2 separate regions of the Homo sapiens genome follow, and region 1 is linked to region 2. The links are chromatin loops, found by intact Hi-C in ENCODE. Cell type or tissue: spleen. All regions are shown on one strand.

Region 1 (2,500 bases), 210 kb before region 2:
TCCTGAGATGCATAATTCACTTAAAGATCCTTTTGCTTTCAAGCTTAGATTTTATATATTTTGGAGCCAGAGGTACCCAAAGAGGGTAAAGGGCATCCAAAACACAAGGGCAGGCTTGATAAAGAGACCAATACTTTTGAGGAGGTTATGGAAACCTCAAATAAGGAACCCAAAACTTCTACCACCACTAAGAATTCCAGAGCCCTTTCCTTACTGACTGATTTCAAGGCTTAGAGTCTGGCTCACTCTTCCATGTGGTCATTGCTGCTAAGGATGTCTAGTGGAAAACTATTGAGGAGGCCTGCATGCTCCTCCATGAAATTGGTATGGTTTAATGGGTCTATTATTTCTTCAAATATTCAGAGAAGGAAGACTAAACACATTGCTAATTTTGAAAAAGCCCCTGTTGACATAGACTCCTGAGAGCTGTTCTTGCAGGTGCCCCCATCCAACTGCAGGGTCATGTTGCTTAACCTTGTTCACAGGTCCTATACCATCCTAAGGGCCATGAATGAAATTGGTCTGCTGGCACAATGTGAGGGTTCTGTCCATCCCGACTCACAATTCTGACCTAACAAAGCTTGCCTCCTAGTGCATGGGAACCCCTAGAGTGGACTATTCAGCCCTCCCTTTCTTTTCCAACTCTCAGATTACCCCATTACCTCTGGGTGATCCAGCTCATCCTGTTTATTGGCAATTTAGAGGCCCCTGTGTGCCTCATGAAGAATTACTAGCCAGGCCACACCCAAATTGCAACAACTAAAGAAGATTACGTTAAAAAGTCCTCATCACTTGCCCACAGATCTGGGATCTCTTGAGACCACGCCTCCAAATCCAACTAATTATGCCTCTGGCTAATTCTCAGACCCCTGAAACTGGTAATCACCATGGCCTCTCAAATAGGGATTCAGGCAATCCCTGTGCCTTGTCCCACCACCCGGTGACAATTTCCTCTGTATGACTCTGGTGGTTCATTGGAATTCTACAAGTAGATAACATTTTCTAGCTTTATTAGATACAGCAGCCCACGTTACTGTCATTCTGGGCAAACCATCCAAGTTTAAAGGAGCTACCTCTTTTATACTAGAGGGTATTGCCAGTAAAATCATTTCATGACAAACAGATGCCACTAGATGTCACTATTAGAAAAATCTTTATCAAACAGCTGTTCTTACATAGACGACACAAACAAATGAAAACACATCCCATGCTCATGGATGGATAAAATCAATATTGTGAAAATGACCATACTGCCAAAAGCAATTTACAAATTCAATGCAATCCCCATCAAAATACCACCATCATTCTTCACAGAGTTAGAAAAAACAATTCTAAAATTCATATGGAACCAAAAAGGAGCCTGCATAGCCAAAGCAAGACTAAGCAAAATGAAAACTCTGGGAACATCACACTACCTGATTTCAAACTATATTATAAGGCCATAGTTACCAAAACAGCATGGTACTGGTATAAAAATATGCACATAGACCAATGGAACAGAATAGAGAACCCAGAAATAAACCCGAATATTTACAACCAACTGATCTTCAACAAAGCCACATGTAGGAGAATGAAACTGGATCCTCGTCTCTCACCTTATACAAAAATCAACTCAAGATGGATTAAGGACTTAAACCTAAGACCTGAAACTATAAAAATTCTAGACAATAACACTGGAAAAACCCTTCTCGACATTGGCTTAGGCAAGGATTTCATGACCAAGAAGCCAAAGCAAATGCAATAAAAACAAAGATAAATAGCTAGGACCTAATTAAACTAAAGAGTGTTTGCACGGCAAAAGGAACAGTCAGCAGAGTAAATAGACAACCCACAGAGTGGGAGAAAAATCTTCACAATCTATACATCTGACCAAGGACTAATATCCAGAATCTACAACGAACTCAAACAAATCAGTAAGAAAGAAACAAACAATCCCATCAAAAAGTTGGCTAAGGACATGAATAGAGAGTTCTCAAAAGAAGATATACAAATGGCCAACAAACATTTGAAAAAATGCTCAACATCACTAATGATCAGGGAAATGCAAATCAAAACCACAGTGTGATACCACCTTATTCCTGCAAGAATGACCATAATCAAAATATCAAAAAAGCAGTAGATGTTGGTGTGGACGCAGTGATCAGGGAACACCTGTACCCTGCTGGTGGGAATGTAAACTGGTATAGCCACTATGGGAAACAATGTGGAGAATCTCACAAATCACCACTAAAAAACTTACTCATGTAACCAAATACCACCTGTACCCTGATAACATGGAAAACAACAACAACAACAACAAAAACAAGATTCAGTCATTTGCAACAAGATGGATGGAAATGGAGATCATAATTTTAAGTGAAATAAGCCAGGCACAGAAAGATAAACTTCACATGTTCTCACTTACTTGTGGGAGCTAAAAGTTAAAACAATTGAACTCATGGAAATAGAAGGAGGATAATTACCTTGGAAAAGTAGTGGGGGTTAGGTGAGGGAAGTGGGG
Region 2 (2,500 bases):
CACACTGGAGTGCAGTGGCATGATCACAACTCTCTGCAGCCGCAGCCTCCCAGGCATAAGCTATCCTCCCACCTTAGCCTCCTGAGTAGCTGGGACTATAGATGCATGTCACCTTGCCCAGCCAATTTTTTAAATTTTTTGTAGAGATGGGGTCTGTCTTCTGTCTCTTACTGCATCCATTATAATTAAGGTAGACGAAGTAGAAATAAAGTGGATTCCCACCTAAATAGTGGGAATTGAGAGAAACAGGAAGGCTTCTTATCAACTTGCTCCCTCATCAAGAACTGATACCAACATTTTAGCTTAGAAGTTTATCCATTAGTTTACATTAACCTACATGAATGCCCCTTGGTAAGGAGAATACAAAGATTACTCCCAGTTATCAAAGTTTCCAAATTTTATTTATTCATCTCTTCAGATTGACTCCCCAAACCCTGAAAACTCTTGCTCCAACCCACCTGTTCAGCTGTCCCCAACCAGTCTATCCCTTGTCCTGCATTGCTCACTGCCCCTTCACACTTCTGTGCATTTGTCCTTACCCTTCACTCTGCCTAGTGGTTTATTTTTATTTTTATTTTTTTGATGGAGTCTCACTCTGTCACACCAGGCTGGCATGATCTCAGCTCACTGCAACCTCCGCCTCCCAGGTTAAGCTATTCTCGTGTCTCAGCCTCCCAAGTAACTGGGACTACAGGCACAAGCCACCACACCTGGCTAATATTTTTGTATTTTTAGTAGAGACGGGGTTTCGCCATGTAGGCCAGCCTGGTCTCCACCTCCTGACCTCAGGTGATCTGCCCGCCTCAGCCTCCCAAAGTGCTGGGATTACAGGTGTGAGCCACTGTGCCTGGCTCTGCCTGGTATTTTTTTTCTGCTTTCTTCATCTAGAAAAACAACTCGTGATTCAAGAAGACAGCCTCTATTTAACCTCTATTAAATCTCCACAAAAATAATGCATACCCAGGAACCTGAGACCTCTACAAAACAAGGCAATGATGCTCAGCATCATGGTTACTGCCCAGTTAGGGCTGCTCCTTTCAAAACCATGGATGGATTCCACCATTTACTTTGTAGCCTGAATTTAACAATCAAAAAACCCCAAAACTCTCTGTCCCAGGCTCTGAATCTCTTATACAGCCAGTTTCCTTTCCTCTGTGTCACCTAGAAGAATATCTTAACCATTCGCAGAGAAAGCAGCAATGAATGGACATACCAAGGCAATAATAAAAATGGACTTGTAACCAACACAATTTTATTCCTGGAGAATCATCCTCACCGTGTGTCACAGCTGGATAACTTGTGCTTAGGAAGGGGTTCTTCCCTGGAAAAAGGAGGAAGATGCAAATCCTATGAGCAACTGGGATCCCATCTTTGTGTTGGTCACCAGTCTTTCACTCTCAGGTTTTTACCTGTGATGATCAAAAGGGAAAAGCTCCTGCACTTCCCCGTATACACCACATGAGGGCGACAGAGTCAAACCAGACCAAGCAGCAGCAGGAAAAGGGCAGTGATGAAGGTGAACCCTGCTTGAGGCTGGCAGTTCTGTAGTCTCATTCACATTGCTCTGTTCTTTCCTTATCTTCCAGGACTTGGGCAACGTGTCCTCCACACTGAGTCTGGGCTAGAAATACCTCTCTCTAGGTTGGGATTTTCCCATAAAATAATGAGGTATTGTCTGTTTGTTCCTATAAGGTTTTCTAGGAGAAAAGCAGAAAAGGCCTAACTTCCCTCTAAGATTGTCTGGAGTAATAGATCTAGATATGTGTATGCTCTCCAGTCTCCTTTCCGACTCTAACAAAGGCTCTGGCAGTATGGCACAGTGGTCAGGAGCCCAGGTCAGGAGCCGGATACCCTGGGTTCAAATTCCAGCTCTATCACCTACTGGCTGGGTGACCTTGGGAGAGTTACTTAACCCATCTATGCCTCAGTTTCTTCTGCGAAGTGGCTGTGATCGTAGTACTTACCTCATAAGGGAGCTCTGAGGTCTAAAGGCACTCAGCTCAATAGTTGGTAAGGACACAAAATTTGTCTGCATGATTATGACTTTCTCCCCCCCAAAAAGTAATTCAAATATCAGAATCCTATCAATGGTCCCCTGGTGGAGAACTGCTGGTCCAGGACAGGCATCCTGAGGATTTTTTTATTCCTCTTCTCTTATTCCTTCTCTTCCTTCTGACCCAGAAAAACGCCATAGCATGGAGGTTAAGAAACTGGACATTGAAGACAAACACACATTATCTGAAGTAAAATACTTGTTCCATTCTCGGTGTGACCTGGAAAAGCAATTTAATCTTTAGTGCCTCAATTTCCTTATCTGTGAAATGGGGAGATTATGATAACAATTATGCCTCATAGGTATATTGTGACTATTACATGAGATAGTGCATGGAAAGCTCTGATAATAGTGCTTGGCATATTGTAATTGCTCATTAAATGTTAGCTATTATTGCTATTCATCCTACATTCCACAAGCATTTACTATGCACCAACCAAGCACAAA

The links. A loop is a pair of places that touch in the nucleus more often than their neighbours do. Peaks named below come from ENCODE experiments on the same cell type or tissue, not always from the same donor. Only the 100,000 strongest peaks of a DNase experiment are listed, where the experiment ranks them.
Region 1: it touches region 2 in a loop (3-fold over the local background); 21 of 110 quality-filtered maps call a loop at or near these places.

What each region holds. Positions count from the first base shown.
Region 1 is chr1:110,991,168-110,993,667 of GRCh38, reverse strand. No RefSeq gene overlaps it. Among named protein-coding and RNA genes, the nearest start is that of LRIF1, 28 kb to the right of the region's middle. In spleen, a CTCF peak has its summit at 1,087 (motif pointing right); no DNase peak of the experiment used is centred here.
Region 2 is chr1:110,782,455-110,784,954 of GRCh38, reverse strand. No RefSeq gene overlaps it. Among named protein-coding and RNA genes, the nearest start is that of CD53, 89 kb to the left of the region's middle. In spleen, CTCF peaks have their summits at 1,221 and 1,421; a DNase peak (open chromatin) is centred at 1,494; H3K27ac peaks cover 527 bases.